2 separate regions of the Homo sapiens genome follow, and region 1 is linked to region 2. Evidence: chromatin loops called from intact Hi-C (ENCODE). Cell type or tissue: right lobe of liver. All regions are shown on one strand. Each heading gives the region's core, and the rest is flanking DNA. Links, peaks and the distances in the headings are about the cores only.

The links. A loop is a pair of places that touch in the nucleus more often than their neighbours do. Peaks named below come from ENCODE experiments on the same cell type or tissue, not always from the same donor. Only the 100,000 strongest peaks of a DNase experiment are listed, where the experiment ranks them.
Region 1: a loop joins it to region 2, with 2.8 times the contacts of the local background. A loop is called at or near these places in 13 of 110 quality-filtered maps.

What each region holds. Positions count from the first base shown.
Region 1 is chr16:48,531,241-48,540,475 of GRCh38, forward strand. It overlaps N4BP1 (NEDD4 binding protein 1), which reads right to left. Exons shown (of 7, transcript NM_153029.4): 7 at 7,486-9,235. Among named protein-coding and RNA genes, the nearest start is that of N4BP1, 74 kb to the right of the region's middle. RefSeq lists enhancers at 5,095-5,464, 5,495-5,564, 6,325-6,394, 7,334-7,833. In right lobe of liver, for the core only: a CTCF peak has its summit at 8,017 (motif pointing right); a DNase peak (open chromatin) is centred at 6,749; H3K27ac peaks cover 1,860 bases.
Region 2 is chr16:48,254,276-48,263,798 of GRCh38, forward strand. LONP2 (lon peptidase 2, peroxisomal) reads left to right here. Exons shown (of 15, transcript NM_031490.5): 3 at 2,335-2,466; 4 at 4,343-4,465; 5 at 7,149-7,312; 6 at 8,503-8,597. Among named protein-coding and RNA genes, the nearest start is that of ABCC11, 11 kb to the left of the region's middle. In right lobe of liver, for the core only: a CTCF peak has its summit at 3,550; no DNase peak of the experiment used is centred there.

The sequences.
Region 1 (9,235 bases), core at 6,660-9,159, 280 kb after region 2:
CTTGCAAGTAAAAGTTTCTTGATGGAAACATGTAGAAGTTCAAGGTGCAGACCCTGCTCACTGCCCTGTACCCCAACCTAGTGGGAGTAATGGGAGATGCCAGCCAGCTGAGTGATTGAAGCCACAGCTGCACAAGGGCAGAAGCCATGCCGAGTTGCTCACAGCCATGTGCTTCCTGTGCCTGACTGAACACAGAAGCTGCCCAAAAAATGACAGCTGCACGGAGGGACAGTACAAGCTGCCAGAGGCTGATGTACTCAGGTGGGGCTCCACGGGAGACTTCCTGGAAGAGGGGGCCTGGAGCTGATGCTGAAGCACCGCCTCTCCCAAATCTCACAGTGCTCTCCTAGTCCTCCATGGGTTCACAGCCGCCCCATCCAGCAGCCGGGTGGGGACTCTCACGTATGTTCGCGCACTTGGACCCTGACACCCAGAGAAGGGAAGGGGCAAGCCCAAGGGAGTCCACAGCAGAGCTGGAACCAGAACTGGGCTGTGCTTGACTGAGAGGAGATGGCTGTGGGTGACACGGGGAGGGACATCCGCCCTCACTGCCCTATAACGACCCTCCAGAGAGCAGCGGTGCCTGGGCCTGGAAGTGTGAGTTTCCACTCTGAACAGATGGTTGCAATTACCAAGTGCAGGACGGGCAGGCGAGGAGCACACTCCCATAGAGGGAGCGGAGCAGAGGGCTGCAGAGACATCCCGAGCACAGGCCAGCTGGCCGCGATTCCTCCAGCACTCCAACTTCAAACATGAAACTGCCTTCTTTTTGCTACTTCTCTCCACCACCTGGGCATATGATTCTGACAATTTCATACAATTTTTAAAGAAAAGAAAAAAGCTCTATTTTTCTTGGAAAGCTGTGCCCAGTTGGTTTTCTATAGATTTGCTCTCTGGAGGTTCCCCTTGGCAGGAGGTCAAAGCCTTAGGGGAGGCAGGGTCCCCCCAGCTCTCGGGCTTGGCAATTCTGAACATGACAAAGGCTGTGGGCAATGATTTCTCCTCGGCCATGGAAATCAGGTGTTCCAATGCACAGGAGCCCTGGCCCTGCCTTTCCACACTCTCTCTCCACTCCACGCCTCTCACCCCCCACCCCCGTCTCTGTCTCTCTTTCTCTCCCTGCTCTTTAAAAAGGGTCCTTGGCTGGCCCAGTTGCTCATGCCTGTAATCCCAGTGCTTTAGGAGGTTGAAGCAGGAGGATCGCTTGAGGCCAGAGTTAGAGACCAGTGTAGGTAGCTCGATGCCATCTCTAAAGATACATAAATAACTAAAAATAACAAAATACAATGAAAAGGGTCCTGTTCTGTCCTGTACAGGAGGAAGATGAGTGAAGCCGTTTATTTTCCTTTGAGATGGAGTCTCGCTCTGTTGCTCAGGCTGGAGTGCAATGGCACGATCTCGGCTCACTTCAACCTCCGCCTCCCAGGTTCAGGTAATTCTCCTGCCTCAGCCTCCTGAGTAACTGGGATTACAGGCACATGCCACCATGCCCAGCTAATTTTTTTTGTATTTTTAGTAGAGATGGGGTTTCACCATATTGGTCAGTCTGGTCTTGAACTCCTGACCTCAGGTGATCCGCCTGCCTTGGCCTCCCAAAGTGCTGGGATTACAGGCATAAGCCACCATGCCTGGCCAACCTTTTTTTTTTTTTTTTTTCCAAATTTAACTTTTAAGTTCAGGGGTACCTGTACAGGTTTGTTATATAAGGGAACTTGTGTCATGGGGGTTTGTCGTGCATTATTTTTCCTAATCTTCTCCTTCCTCCCATCCTCCACCCTCCAATAGACTCCAGTGTCTGTTGTTCCCCTCTTTGTGTCCATGAGTTTTCTCATTTATTAATAACTCCCACCTATAAATGAGAACATGAGGTATTTGGTATTCTATTCCCATGTTAGTTTGCTAAGGATAATGGCCTCCAGCTACATCTATGTTTCTACAAAATACATGATCTCATTCTTTTCTGTGGCTGCACAGTATTCCAGAGTGAAGCCTTTTAAAAATTCATACAAAGTTGATTGAGGTTGTGGCTTGGTGCGATGGCTCACAGGTGGGCGGGTCACCTGAGGTCAGGAGTTCAAGACCAGACTGGCCAACATGGTGAAACCCTGTCTCTACTAAAAAGTACAAAAATTAGCCGGGCGTGGTGGCAGGCACCTGTAATCCCAGCTACTTGAGAGGCTGACGCAGGAGAATTGCTTGAACCCGGGAGGCAGAGGTTGCAGTGAGCTGAGATTGTGCCACTGCACTCCAGCCTGGATGACACAGCAGAACTTCGCCTCAAAAAATAAATAAATAAATAAAAATAAAAATAAAAAAGTTGACTAAAGGAAAAAGAACTACCCCAACCCTGGTTATGTAGGGCTTGCTGGATGTAAATGGACAATGGTATTCGCTTGCAAACCAGGGTGACCAAGTGTACAGGCAGGGGTCACTGAGACTCCAGGCAGTTAAGGGATCCTCTTGAGTAGAAGTTACATACGTTAAGTCATGATTAGGAATGACTGTGCTCCATTAAAAAAAACAAAACAAAACAAAAAACAAAAAGAAAAACCAACTTGATTTTTTTTCCCCAAAGAGGAACCAGATGCATTTTCCTGCTGCCAGAGAAGGCTGTGAACTGTGCAGTCTTGGGCAGCAGGGCTAACTTTCCCCTGGGTCCTGGCCCTTCAAGGAGGGTGCACATGGAGGCCAGAGGTGCAGACAGACTGTGGGTTCTGCAGAGGAGCTGGCTCATCTCAGTGGTCTTGGGAAGACTGAGCCCCATCATCTGGTACCAGGACCTTTGGGCCATCTCGTGCTACTGACAGGCTGAGCCCTCCAGAACAGACATTGGAAGCAGCTGAACAGTGAGTCCTCCATACATCGAAGGCCCCCATCTCGACCCCGCCATCCCCTTAATACGCCCCAGGAATAGAGCTAGGTTAACTGGTTGCCCTCTTGTTACAAGAGTCAGTGAAGGCTGGAGCCAGAGTTGTCTCCAAGGTGCAGAAACGCAGGCTTGGGTAGGGTTTTCCAGAGGAGAGTGTGCACCCAGCTGGCCTTCCACGCTGGGGAGAGGAGGCAGAATACATCTCTTAGGATATAGCCAGACCCTCTTCCCTGACTTCTCCAGCTCCAAGATACTTACAAGTTCCTCTAAAGCTCCCCCACGGAATCTTCTTTTCCATTTTCTGTTTCCCTGTGCGAGCGCTCTCCCATCCGCAGCACCCCTCCCCAGCCCAGTTAGCTCCCTTCCACCCCATCTATACTTCCAGGCTCTGACTTCCCTGCCCTGTGAGGCTGTCAGCCTCCACAGTGGCCCATCCCAGCAGACATTTAGAATGCAGAAGCTATAAACAGAGGATGGTAGACATCAAGGCATGAATGAATGGCCATCTTCCTTGTGGTCCCTGTGATACCGGGATTCCAAGCCCCAAAGGGGTGGTTTGGGCTGGGGATAGTAATTCTGATAAGCTGGAGTGCTCGAAGGTCTGGGATGGACGCCACCTCCGCAGAGGCCAAATGGTGGACGAGGGCCTCTTCCAGCTATGCCTCGTGCCTTCTTAGAGCCAGAGTTCTCGGAGGGAGGGACCAGGTGACTGGCAGTCCCGCTCCACCGTCCCCACCTCTACGGGTGTGAGATGCTCTGGGTGGTCCTCAAAGCCAGAGTTCCTGGGCTGGGGAGGTGGGGGTTTATTAAAGCTGGGAGTGTCAGACAACTAGAAAAGGCTCACAGGGAAAAGAAACTCATCTTCAGGGGAGGCAGTGGAAAGAACAAATGTGGGAATAAGACCTGGACTCAGTCCTGCCTTACCGAACAGCTGATGGCCATGGGCAACCCAAGCTAGCTGGGCCTCTGTCCACACTGCAACTGTGAAACGAGGGCTCTCCACTGGGTGGCCTCCTCCTTCCCTTCTCAGCGGTGTGGCTGGCCCTGCTGGGCTCTCAGGTCCCTGGTGCCTGTGGGATGGTGACCAGGGTTTGCAGGGAGTGCACAGTGGGGAGGATGAAGGCGCTGCTTTGTGGAAAGAAGCTTGCAAGCTCAATGGGTACCAGCTGCTCTCCTCCCTCTTGTGCAGAAATTGTCCCCACATGTAATTAAGCCAGCTTCTGTCAGGAGGTGAGGACACACAGTGGGGCCAGGTCGGGAGAAACACCTGATGCCAATGCCAGCCCCACTGGTACTCAGGAACCAGGAGGGAGCCGGAGGGGTCCTGGCCTCCCCTGCTCCGTGCCCCACTCTGTGTCCTGCCTCTGTAGGGCCTGGGATTTGAAAACCACCAAAGGTCAGATGAGGCCCTGAGGGACCCTCGCTGGAGCCACATGTATTCTAGGGAACACTCACCGGCCTGGGTGCAAAGGTGCCTTCCTCACCGTGGGACTCAGGATGGGAAGGACTCTCCCAGGAGCCAGGCCCGTTTCTTAGGATTCAGTCCTGGTTGCAACCATTGCAACTACTCTTTAGTAGGGAGGTGTTTCTCAACCATGAGGGCACGCCGGGTCACTTGGGATTACCAGAAAACGTGGATGTCAGATTCTGATCTCTAGGGTCTGGGGTGTGGCCTGGGCAGCGCTGCCCCTGGGGATCCCAGTGCACAGCCAGGGTCACAGACCACCAGCTCTGAGGGCAGCAGCACTAGCCCTTGACAGATGAGGGCCCGAGGCCTTGAGAGGCTGCGTAACTTTCTCAAGGTCACGGAGAATAAGTGCAGGAGCAGGTGATGCCCTCACTCCACGGGCTGGCTGGGCATGAGGCCTTCAGAAGAAGGGCCATTCTGGTTGTTCTCTCCCTTCCCTGGCACTGTCCCCTGCATGAAGTGGCTGCTCAAGACCAGGGATGGAGGAACCCTGGAGGGGCTGGGAAGGTGCAGCATCCGGAGGGGATGAGGGGTTTGGGCCCCACCCCTCACCGGCTGGGCCTCATGTCCCTTAGCCACACAGTGGGAAGAAGTAAGGGTTCCCAGCCCTTCTCAGAGTGGAGGTGTGACATGCCAGGGATCCTGAGGGGCTGGCAAGGGGAGAGGGTCCTGCTGGCATTGAGAGACACCCTGGTTTGGGGGAAGTCCCCTGAGCAAGCCCACGTGCGCAGCTGCTAGGGGCAGGCTGCGGGAGGCCCTCTTCTTCCTGCTGCCTGTTTTGGTGGCTGAAACTTTAGACTGATCCAGGAGCCAGACAGGCGGGCAGACAAGCGCATTCTTTTTGGGGGAGGCCGCCGCCTCCTCTTCTCGCTAGAAGCAGGGAGGAGGGGAGGACAGGGCCTGCCCAGGCCTGACCCCAGACTGGGTTTCAGGCTGTGGGGCCAAGCAGGGCTCCCTGGGGACTCGGGGCTGGGGAAGGAAAGCCCCAAAGGCTGGAGTCTGCGGTTTGGAGTCCTGTGACTCTGGGAGCTGAAGCCACCAGGCAGGAGGGGGTGAAAGGGGGCTGGTTTAAGAAGCCCTAAGCCTCTGGGCTTTTGGCTCCAGCACTGGCTGTGGGTACTTCTGCTCTGTTTCTGGGCAAATCCCTGCCTGCCCAGTCCATTTCCCCAGTGAATGCCCCCAGCCCTGGCATCCTCGGTGTGTAGGGGATTGGAACCTGAGCCGGGAAAAAGGCCACGTACAGTTTCCAATCAACATCAACTCATCTGTGTTTCCCGAAATGAAGTGCAAGGTGGCTCTGATGCATACATGGGCTCACTCCTGACACAGCTTCTGCAGAACTGGTCAACTTCTTTAAAAAAATATGCTCTTGGCATCCTCTCGCAGGAACAGGGCTGGATACGGGCCCACCAAGCAGGAAGTGGGGAGGCAGCTTCCTTCCGCAGCCTCCCTGTGCCCTGAAGACTGACAGCCTTGACCCAGGTCTGTCATGGGCCCTCAATTCTTTTCCTTGAAGGGTGGAGGTATCTTAGGTGCCATACCAGCTGCTGAGTCACCTCTGGTGCAGCTTTGCCTTTCAGGGAGGTGGGATGGCCCATTGGAATTCAAATCCTAAATCCTGGACATCTTAGCTTGAAGAAATGGAAGTTCCTGAGCATCTCTGTACCTCAGTTTCCTCCTCTGCAAAATGGAGATAATAACAGCAGCACTTTAGGAGTGAGGTGAGGATTAAAGGAGACAGAAGCTTGCCGGGCACATGGGTGGTGAGGGCACGACACTGGTTGCCGGCCTCAGCTTTCTCAGCACCCTGCAGGCAGGCAGTGGCTGTGCTCACTTCCTCCGGGTGCTCTCTCTGGTGACGGCACCCGAGGGACTCTCCCAAGTGCCTGCCTTGTTCAAGGAACAATGCCCTCTCTAGAACAGCTGGACTTCCCATGGCCCTGCTGAGGCACTGAAAGAAATGTAGGCCCTAACCTAAGCACCCTCATCATTGGACCACAGGGATAAAGGAGTGCGTTCAGAACCTGGAGGATGACGGCTTAGCACTTGGAGATAAGACCTGGCTGGTGGGGGTGTGGGATGACCTGGAAGGGTGGCGAATAGTTAGGTAGGTGTCCGCAGGGCTGCTGATCAGAGCCCCAGTAGCAGTCACTGAGCGGGGCTCTGGGTTGGGCACAGTTCTAAGCACCACGTTTATTCCTCATGTCACCCTTGAAGTAGAAAGCATTATTATGCCTATTTTACAGGTGAGGAAATCCTCATCTGTAAAATAGGCATAATAAAATAATGCTTAGTTACAGTTCTGAAGTATACAGAAAGTCAAACTCCAAATGAACAGTGCTGGCATTTGCCCAACTAGGGAACTGGGGAAAAGAACTGCCGTCAGGGGACTGAAGAGGCAGTGGGATGGGCACAGAGCCACGGCAGCAGGGAACAGCTCGAGAGCCAGGCCGAGTTCTCTGCTGAGGGGCACCAGGCCTGAGTTTCAAGTTACTCAACTCCGAAATAGTTGGCCCCTTCCAGCATTTTCTGACTGGGGTGGATACTCCTGAAGCCCTGTTTGTGCAGGTCTTTGGACCTTTCTAAACAATCTGCAAATCCTTGCTAAAGACAGTAACACGTGTTACTCAAGACTCGATTTCAAAGGACGTAAATCCAACTGGAATGACCAGCTTAAGCAAAAAGTGTGTTAGAATACTGGGGTGTGGTGACGTCCGAGGAAGGGCTTTCCTGACAACAGGAACCCAAGGCTCATGCTGCCAGGAACCTCTCTCACGTCGCCGCTTCTTTCCTGCCACAGGTCGACTTCCCCCAGGGTGGAAAATGGCTTCTGACAGACCTGGGCCTGGCATCCCACGATTCCCACCACCACAGAGGAACTCCCCAGGAGTGACTTGGACTGGCATAGGTTGGGCCGGCTGTCGGCCCTGGCCAGGAAGCCTGAGTGCATCTAGTATGCAGCCTGCGCCAGGTACCCCTCCCCGGACCTGTGTGCCCAGGATGCCATGTGCTGGAGCCTGGCAGGGGAGGGAGAAGGGAGTGGAGTGACCCCAGCCCCACCCCACTGTCCCACTGCAGGGCAGTGGATTCCCGGCCTCTTACTGGTCCTGCTGCCAGATGCCGCAGTCAAGAAGGCACTGTCCTCCAGTTCAGTTGAGCAGACATTTATTAAGCACCTATCAAGTGCAAGGCACTGTGCTAGGCGCCGTGGGAAATACAGAGAACACAGGCGGTCCCTGCCCACGAGGAGCTCACAGTCTAGAAAGGGCAGCAAGACAGTACACAATCAGTGGCAGCAGCACCAGCCAGAGTGGCAAGTGCTCAAAGCGAGACACAAAGTGCTGTGCGGTCACAACATCATGGGGATGCTTCTGGCAGAAGCACTGGAAAGGAGACGAGGACTCAGGCTGGGCCTTCCAGGAGGGAAGCCATTTGGGAGAAGGGCATCTCTAGCGGAGAGAGGTCCATCTGCAGAGCCCACAGGTCATGGGAAACATGTGGCTGCAGGGAGAGTTTGGGGACAGTCAAGTATGGCTGGGAGGTGGACAGCCACGGACACTAAGCTCAGGAGATGTGAACTTTGTGGTCTGGTCAAACAGCCACTGCAGATCACTTCGCAGGAGGAGGGGTGACTAGAAGTATGTTACTGGAAGGTAAATCTGGCCACACTGCAGCATCTGGACGGCAGAGGGCAGCGCTGGGAGGGGCCAGCCAGTTAGGGCCCACCACCCCTGGGTGTCTGAGAGTGGGAGTAGCGGGCAGGGGCCAGCAAAGCACGAGGGCAGAGCAGGGGACCATACGGAGGGTGGGTGTGGAAGAAGGGAGGGGCCCCATGCAAGCTGCAGGTCTGGGGAGCCTGAGGATGTCATAGGGCTTCCTGGTAGAGTGGAAAGTGCACTCCTGAAGGTCAGGGCCAGTCACTACAGAGAGGGGACAGCGAGGAGAGGGACGGTGTGGCCCTAAGGGTGACTGCAGTTTCTCAACATGTGGTCCGTGGATCACCTGCATGGGAACTGCCTGGGGAATGCGCTCATTTGCAGATTCCCGGGCCTTCCTCCAGAACTACTGGGCAAGCATCTGCCGGGTCATGCCCGGTAACCTACATTCTTAACACCAGCTGCCCTCTCCACCACCACGAGCCCCAAAGGTGGGGAAAAGTCTGCAAGCCACCTGCAGAGGAAGAATAGGGTGTTAAGGACTGGCTTTAGGCAAAAAGAAGAGACAAAAAGAATGAGGGAGGTCTGGGAGTGAGGGAAGTGGTGGGAAGCAGGGAAAGTCCGGTCAAGCCATGTGCACCAAGACAGAGCCCCAGCGCGGCCTTGCAGCCAGGCACCGGGCCGTCCCCAAGGGCTGCTCTCAGTCCGCTTTCACTTGGTGGGCGAAAGCCACATTTGCAAACTGGGAAGTGGAGAGTGGGAGGTGAGGGGAAGCACTAGCAATGAATGAAGAGGATTCTTCCGGGAATCAGGCTGTTTCAATCTAAAACATCCAAGATAAGTGGAAACACTGGGGAGGAAGGTGATGAACAGACGGAGGTGAGCCAGAGACACCTCCTGGGCAAGTCGGCCAGGAGGCGGGAGGCGTGGGTCAGAGACACTGCAGGAACTGGGTGAGGACAAGGAGGTGCGAGGAAAGGGGTTGGGGGATGGTCCCACAGGCAGCCACACCTGAGGCGTGGGAGGCAGGTAGGAGCTGGGGGAGGGCGGGGAGAAGAGGGGTTTCTGTGTGTAGATCTGAGTCCTCCCTCACATCCCAGCCGTGCCACAAGCCGCATCGGCATGAGGCCGGCTCTCCCTTCTTCACTGGTCTCAAAAGCCACCCAGGCCCAAGTCCCGGCCAGACAGCCGAGCCTGCCTAGCAACGCTGACCGGCCGCCCAGGATGGCCCAGACACCTTCT
Region 2 (9,523 bases), core at 2,602-5,101:
CTGAATGTAAAACAGCTTCACATTGAGTTATTTTATGTCTCTATGATTCTGCCTTCAGTTCTCTGCTGGGAGTGCTCTTCCATCTCTGATTTTTTTTTTTTTTTTTGAAATGGAGTCTTGCCCTGTTGCCCAGGCTGGAGTGCAGTGGTGCAATTTCGGCTCACTGCAGCCTCCGCCTCCCGGGTTCAAGCGATTCTCCTGCTTCAGCCTCCCAAGTAGCTGGCATTACAGGCATGCGCCACCACGCCCGGCTAACTTTTTGTGTCTTTAGTAGAGATGAGGTTTCACCATGTTGGCCAGGCTGGTCTCGAACTCCTGACCTCATGATCCAACCGCCACCACGCCCGGCCTCCATCTCTGAATTTTAAAATTGAATCTATGCTTTCCCAACAGCTGTAGGCTGTTAGCGCTCATCTCTGTGTGCCTTCACAGTCTGTCATACATGTCATTTAACATAATGCTTATCACATTGTATTGAAATGTATCTTATAGGTATTTTTTCTCTACCAAACTTGAATTCACTTTTCTCCTTTAGCCATCCTGTACTGAGCAGTGTTTTGGGTCTGGCAAATAGTTTGTACTCAGTAAATGTTTGGAAAATGAGTTTTAACTGTTTTATTTTCGTGGGGTGAATTCCTAGTAGCAAGGGTATTCAAATTTTATTATCTACTTCTTCCACCTGAACAGCTTCATCGTAATTATACTTTAATTCCCTTCATTCTAGGCAGGTAATGGATAAGTTCCAAAATTACGATGTTGTTGGAGAGGTTTGAATATTACTAGCACATGAAATCTGATTTGAACTGACTAAATGAAGGTTTAGTACATCATTATGAATTAGTGTGAACTAAGTTTTGCTATGTTAACTTCTCTGAAATCTCAGTCGCATAATGTGAGTGTCTTTCTGGCTCATGCTTCATGCCTGAGACTAGTGGGGGTTGTGTCTGCCTATTAAAGTCACTCGGACCCAGGTGGATTGGAGATTCATCTAAAGACATGCTTCCCTTATCTCTAAGGCAGGAAAAGGAAATGGGGCGCATCTCTCATTGGCTTGTAATGCTTCTGCCCAGAAGGAGCTGTCACTTCCACTACGTTTCATGGATCAATTTAAGACTCATAGACACACCTATTAGTATATTCGAAGGAAGTTAGAAAGAGCAGTGCCCAGAAGAAAAGGGGAGTTTGTCAGTAGCCCTAATGACTATCACAGTTACTGAAAGTGTGCCTTGGGCATAATCTATCTTAACTCCCAGATATACGCTGACAGTTGTTTTTCTAAAAGTCATTCACAGTGCTCAGATTCTAGTTAGTCCAAATTGATATGGTTTGGCTGTGTCCCCACCCAAATATCACCTTGAGTTGTAATAATTCCCATGTGTCAGGGGGCGGTGCCAGGTGTAGATAATTGAATTATGGGGGCGGTTCCCCCATACTGTTCTCTTGGTGGTGAATAAGTCTCACAAGATCAGATGGTTATATAAATGATAGTTCCCCTGCACACGCTGTCTTGCCTGCTACCATGTAAGACAGGCCTTTGCTTCTCCTTTGCCTTCCTCCATGATTGTGAGGCCTCCCCAGCCATGTGGAACTGTGAGTCCATTAAACCTCTGTCTTTTATAAATTACCCAGTCTCTGGTATGTCTTTATTAGCAGTGTGAGAACAGACTAATACAAAATGTTATACTAAATATTAATATTTCATCCTCTGATTGGCCGTGATAATAGCATCAACTATGCTAAATTTCTAATAATACACATATTTCTAATAATATGCATCTAATAGGGTTTATATTGTGATTATGTAAGAGAATATTCTTGTTCTTAAGAACAAGGGTCCTTAATCTGTCACAGGATTAGAGATTTAAAGAATAAGGATCTCGATTCTGCAGCTTATCCTCAAATGTTCATTAATTATGTGTGAGTGTGGAGAGAGAGAAAGCAAACATGGCAAAATGCCACTTTTCAGTTGGTGAATTCAATTGGTGAATCTGGAAGAAGGATGTACAGGAGTTATTGTATGATTCTTGCAACTTTTTTGTACATTTGAATTTTTTTCAATAGAAAGTTAAAAATAATCATGGCACAGGTTTACAAAACCCTTGTAAACATTAGTGTTAACTACTTTTAAGCCATTATTGCTTTTCATTCTGATTGATGTTTTGAAAGTACTTTTCTTTTCCTCTGAGGCCTGTAAAATACGTGGACTATATTAATCAGTGATCTTTCAAAAACAAAGACTGAGGCCCAAACATTAAACCTAGATGGAAATCTGATTTTTAAAAATTCACAAATAATGCCAGATTTCATTTAAAAGACTTTTTTTCCCCCTTCTAGTTGGTTGAAATGTTGGATATGTCTGTCCCTGCAGTTGCTAAATTGAGACGTCTTTTAGATAGTCTTCCAAGGGAAGCTTTACCAGACATCTTGACATCAATTATCCGAACAAGCAACAAAGAGAAACTCCAGGTACAGTGTTCCCTTTTGAACGCCAGGTTGCTTTGTCACTTTTTATTGAGATCTAGATAGTGAGTAGTTAAGTTTTGACCTTCAAGAAAAAGATATTGGAGACCCAAAGTAATTGAAATGCTTTTACATTTAAACTGACTTTCAAATGTGATTGTTTTATATTTTTGTTGACACAAGCAGCTCTTTTATTTTATATTTTTGTTGACACAAGCAGCTCTTTTATTTGCATAATCAGTAATGGTAGTCAATTTACAGAAAAAGTTAAAGCAAAGAATCATAAAAAGGTAAATATTTGACTGGGTGCTCACGCCTGTAGTCCCAGCACTTTGGGAGGCTGAGATGGGTGGATCGCTTGAGATCAGGAGTTCGAGACCAGCCTGGCCAACATGGTAAAACCCCATCTCTACTAAAAATACAAAATTAGCTGGGCGTGGTGGTGCGCGCCTATAATCCCAGCTACTCGAGAGGCTGAGGCAGGAGAATCGCTTGAACCTGGGAGGCAGAGGCTGCAGTGAGCCAAGATTGCACCACTGCACTCCAGCCTGGGCAACAGAGACTCTGCCTCTAAATAAATAAATAAATAAATATTTAATTTAACTTAAATATGTAGACATTCTTTGATTCACTATTTTTAAACGTGGAGCCATGGCCCTTCCCTTATGTGTGGACCTGCTTTCTTAGAATCTTCATCATGTTTCTTATATAAATCACACCTATGATGCATTACTTATAATTTTAAATTTATATTTATTTAAAGTGAAATGAATTTTAAAGACACTTGAAAAGTAATCCAAGTATAGAATCCTACATTTACATGACTTAATCCCCAAACTGTAATACTTTAAGTTTTCTTGCACACTTATTTTTAAGATATTTTTAAAGCAGTATTTTTAATGAATCATCCTAGAATATTTGTTTGTTTTCAGTGAAACAGCTCTTTCATATGTTATCAGTTTATTTAATACTTAAATCCAACTGTTATAATAGCAAATACAACTAACACAAACAGGTTGGTTATACACAGGAATTCAATTAATCCAGTGGGAGTAGAAGAGTTACAGGACTGCCAGAGAGCCCCCTGGCTGTGGGCGGCAGCAGTGTGTTTTACTGCGGGAACAGAGAGCGGCCTGTGCTCCGACAAATCACTAGTGAGAGTTGGTTGAGTGCTTCTGTTCTCTTGTGTATGTAAACATTTAATATTTTGAACCTATAATTTGTTTAGATCTAATATGAAAACACATTCTGGGCTTCAAGAGAGTAATTCCCAGAAAGAGTTGACGTCAACTGTGTGTCTGGTTTTTTCATCTTAAAAACACACAGCTTCGGCCGGGCGCAGTGGCCCACGCCTGTAATCCCAACACTTTGGGAGGCCGAGGTGGGAAGATCACGAGGTCAGGAGATCGAGACCATCCTGGCTAACAGAGTGAAACCCTGTCTCTACTAAAAATACAAAAAATTAGCCGGGCATGGTGTCGGGTGCCTGTAGTCCCAGTTACTCTGGAGGCTGAGGCAGGAGAATGACGTGAACCCAGGAGGGGGAGCTTGCACTGAGCCAAGATCTCGCCACTGCACTCCAACCTGGGGACAGAGCAAGATTCCGTCTCAAAAAAAAAAAGAAAAAAAAAAACCACACAGCTTCATTTTAAAGTGAAAAACCAAGATCCTGTTTTTTCTTTCTTTTTTAAGGATTCTGATATTCATCTCAAACAACCTTGCTGATTAATATAGTTCATTTGGTTGTCTTAGCCATAGTGTAGCTTTGAATACTGTTAATAATTTTTTTTTAACTTGGCAATTTAAACCATGGCTCTGACTGTCTGTTTTTGGATTGTGTGTTTCTGAGAGAGATCCTATTGATTGACTCACATTTCCTTAGATTTTAGATGCTGTGAGCCTAGAGGAGCGGTTCAAGATGACTATACCACTGCTTGTCAGACAAATTGAAGGCCTGAAATTGCTTCAAAAAACCAGAAAACCCAAGCAAGATGATGATAAGAGGGTAAATATTTATTTTAACCCATTTCAGTTTTGAAAAAAAAATAAGGAGAATAAAGAGAGGAACAAAGAAGAAAAGTTTATTGTCTCCTACCACTCGCACTACTGATAAAATTTAGGTGTTTCCCTCTCATCCTTTTCTTTGCCTGGATTTTTTTTTAAAGCATGTAAGCATTTTTCTCACTTTGTTTTGGTTATCATCCAAAAGGATAATTTACTGAGCCATTTCCCCTTTTGTGTTGTTTCCAATGTTTTGTGTATTGTAAACACTAACAAATAACTATGATGGGTGTCTTTGAGTATAACATTTTTTTACTGCATGTAATACTAAGAAACTAATACAAAACTCTTTCTTAAAAGGACTATATGTTGTGTCAAAATTTGGCTGTTTTCAACTTATAATAAGTTTCCATTTTTATTTAGTCAAACTCTTGATCTTTTTTTGTTTTCTAAGCTTAAGTCCTCTAACCTTCAGTGGCTTGATAAATATTCACTTTCCTTTCAGTTTAATTTTAGTTGATTTTTTAAAAAGTATTTAATTCTTTAACCCATATATTATTTTGAAGACAGCAGTTGTATTTTTCCCTCAAATAGCTTTTTGTTTGACTCAACACCACTAATTAAATAATCCTTCCCATCCCCATTATCATCTATTACATTTATATGTATGATGGGATCTGTTTGAAGTCTACCTTGATCTGCTGATTTTACTATTTTTATGTCTGGACAGAGTTTATATTAGGAAGATATATTTGATGTGGACAGGATGTGAAAATGGCATTTCTCTGAAGGTGTTGAGATGCAGCGCTCTGACTTAAGTTGAGGCGTTGAGAATTATGTTAGCAATTTGACGTTCATCAGCGCAGAAGTCTTGTCATCAAAGAGAATACATTGTAGAGAAAGCGGAGCAGAAGGGAAGAACTCCTCCCCGGTGGGACTAGAGAAGGGGCAGTCAAGTAGGCTGAGGAGAGAGATAGGAACAGTGATGATCATGCTGGCGATTAGTACTCCAGGACACCATGCTGTTTAAAACATGCAGAAAGCTGGATTATTTCTGGCTTGAGATCAGGTCAGGGACTCAATTACTCATTTTGTATAGAGAGACAAATCCACTGGGAGTTGCAGAAAACTGCAACTTACTCTCAGTAAAGTTTGCCATCACTTAAAATGAAAGTTTTTCAAAAGTGCTCCAGAAAATAAGCAAGAGACAGTTATTTAAAAAGTAGGAATTAGGATAATATTTGGAGTTAACCTAAAACTCTCTCCTTTTTGTTCCCCTAAGAGTTGAAAAGCACTGTTTTAGCAGTCAGGAAGGAAAAATGCATTAAAAAGTGCTTTTGTCTTAACAATGAAATCACTGATATGCTTATAAAAATCTCACTTTTAAAAAATATATAATATGTTCAGTTTTTTATTTATAATATTTTATCTGCTGATGACTTATGTAAGAATAAAAGCATATATTTAGTACTTGTGTTTTTATAAAATTAAATTTTTATTTACTGCTTTATGTTTTAAACATTTTTATATTTGAATGTATTAAATAGATAAATTTTCCAGGTTAAAAAATAAGTTCTGGGCTGAATGCAGTGGCTCATGCCTGTAATCCCAGCACTTTGGGAGGCCAAGGAAGGAGAATTGCTTGAGGCCAGGAGTTCAAGACCAGGCTGGGCAACATAGTGAGACCTCATCTTTACAAAAAAAATTTAAAAAATTAGCCAGCATGCTGGTGTGTGTCTGTAGTCCCAGCTATTTAGGAAGCTGAGGTGGAAGGATTACTTGAGCCAGGGAGGTTGAGGCTGCAGTAAGCAGTGTTCATGCCATTGCACTTCAGCCTGGATTACAAAGCTTGACCTTGTCTCAAAAAATAAAATGTTCTGGGGGCTTTTAAATTAAATGCTAGTATATAATTTTGCTCCAGTAGTGGTTGTTTATTCATGAATTTCAAGGAGCATATAAGGTAGTTTTAACATATGATAGAGAGATCATAGAGAATACAAAGGCCATTTGACTTTGCACAGAATATGTTTTTTAGATTTGAAAGAACAATTTTGGCAGGATGGGAACAGATGCCGAAGGCTCACTGAAGTAATTGATGAGGTAGGGGATCTGGTGGTTATAGCCACTTGCTGGAGAAGCAGAACTTCACAAGAAAGGAAGTAAATAGTGCGATAGTTAACTAGAAGAAACTAGAGGTAAGAAAAAAATATTTTGAAAGCAGGAAAGCTTTGAAGACAAAATAGAGCCAGTGGTGGAAAGGTTGAAGATGCTAGGAAGAAATTTTGTAATGTAGGAGATAAAATGGAATTTTTTTCAGTCACCAAATGGTAAGAAGTAATGTATTTCAAGAAAATAGTGGCTGCAATAGTAGCTCAAAGAAAGGTAATTCCTAGATGGTTTAATTATTTCTAGTATCCAGTTCCTTGAAATTTGTTTTCTCATGCAAGTATTATTGTAAGCATATACCAAAGAATCATGTCTACCTTACGTTGGTCTACTTCTGCAATTCTGCTGCCTCTCTGTATACAACTGCCTTTTGATTATCATTCTGAACTTCACTTCCTAAAGATAGAGACTGTAGTCATAAAAATATTTATTCAGCACCAGTCATAATCTTATGTGTACCTGGGTACTTCGTTTCCAATTTATTTTGACATACGGTTTTACTTTTCTGCTTTCTATGTTAGGTTATAGCAATACGCCCTATTAGGAGAATTACACATATCTCAGGTACTTTAGAAGATGAAGATGAAGATGAAGATAATGATGACATTGTCATGCTAGAGAAAAAAATACGAACATCTAGTATGCCAGAGCAGGCCCATAAAGTCTGTGTCAAAGAGATAAAGAGGTAAATTATAAAAGGCATTTGTTCATTATTGTTTTCATTCTTGGTACTCCTGATTAACACCACTTTCACTACTCTTTTCTCCAATACTGAGGATACATAATACAAATCTTCCACCTGCAGTGTGCTGTCAGGCAATATAACTCTTGCAGCTGCCTTTTTGTTGTCTGAAAGAACAGACCATGCTTCTTTGTTTATACGTAATGTTTGTTCAGTTAGCATCATATTCTTCACATGTGACTTTTCTTCTCTAGATTATAAACTCTCAAGGGCAAGGACTGTCCATTTCTCTTTGTACAAGACAAAGTACAGGGAAACCTTGATAACAGAATAGGATATATGGGTTGATTACATTTTCTGGATATCCCCAGTGTTAAACTGAAAGCCATTTTTCCTTTGCATACTTTTAACTTTATAACTCTTATTACATTTTCTTTTATTAGTGAATTGTAGTGAGCCTGCTTGAATGCTTAGTGACTTAATATTTGACTTTCTGAGGCTTACAGTTAAGAACATTAGTAATTGTAGTTGATGGGTATTTTATATTGCCTCTGACATTAGTTAATATATGTAGAACATTTATTATGTGCAGAACACTTTGCTAAGCATTGCATATATTATGGAAGTAGCATTTGTTATTAAATATATGATATTAGCTTGCTTTTATGAGCAGACCTCACTCATCTCTGATACAAAAAAAAATGTATTGTATTATGCATAGTTAGGCACTTACATCTTATTGTGATAAGTAAACCAATGGATATATGTCACTTGACTATCCCTGTGAGCTTAAAAGGGACACACACTAGTAAGGCCATATTTCCAGGTTAGAATTAGATATAATGTTTTCTCCTGCAGTTTGCAGGTATCTGCCTTATTTTGTTTTGTAAGTACCTTAAGTACTTAGAAAATATGAGAATACTTTGTAGAGAAAGCAGAGCAGAAGGGAAGAACCCCTCCCTGGTGGGACTCCAGAAGGGGCAGTTAAGTAGGCTGGGGAGAGAGATAGGAGTGGTGATCATTACATTACAAAACAAAATAAACGTTTTATTATCTGGATACTTTAAAACTTTTTCAGATTTGTTTAAACATGCATGATATATCTAACCAAGAAAGAGAGCTGTGTTTGATTTTTCTGTTATGGAATTTTTCTGTGTTCTTGAACATGTTTGCTGTGTATTCTTTCTCCACAGACTCAAAAAAATGCCTCAGTCAATGCCAGAATATGCTCTGACTAGAAATTATTTGGAACTTATGGTAGAACTTCCTTGGAACAAAAGTACAACTGGTAAGCCAAAAAATAACACCTGTTTTGCAGTCTAATTGTCACTCAGAAAGCTCATGCAATTTTTCATTTCAAATTTACTCCACTGATTGTCGTACTGTTAAATTATTTTTGTTTTCAATTTTTTTGAAACCATTTTATTGAAGTGTGATTGTCGTACAAAAAGCTGTATATAATTAATGAATACATCTCAGTGAGTTTCAGAATAAGTATACACCCATGAAACCATCACAATCTTCATAGCCATAAACATATCCGTCACCTCCAAAGTTTCCTCCTACCTCTTTTGTGATTATTATTATCATCATTATTATTGGCTTTTTTCTTTTGGTGCTGGTGGTAAGAACATTGAACATAAGGTCTAATGTTAAATTAACAATATTGTTAGCGATAGGCACTTTTCTTTATAGTAGATCTCTAGAACTTATTTATCTTGCATAAGTGAAACTTTGTTCCCTTTAACCATCACCTCCCATTTCCTTCTCCTCTCATCCTGTGGCAACTACTAGTCTACTCTCCATTTCTATGAGTTTCACTATTTTAGATTCCACATGCATTAAATAGGTGAAATCATACAGTACTTGTCTTTCTGTGTCTGGCTTATTTCACTTAGCATGATGCCCTCTAACCTAGAGGTCCATCCATGTTGTCACAGATGGCAAGATTTCCTTCTTTTTTAAGGTGCATAATATTCCATTGTGTGTCTATACCACATTTTCTTTATTCACTTATGTGTCAGTAGACATTTCAGTTATTTCCGTATCTTGGCTATTGTAAGTAATACTGCAGTGAATACGGAAGTGCAGATAACTCTTTGAGATCCTGATTTCAGTTCCTTTGGCTGTTTACCCAGAGGTGGCATTGCTGGATCATATGTAAGTTGTATTTGAACTTTTTTAGTAACTTCCATACTGTTTTCATAATGGCTG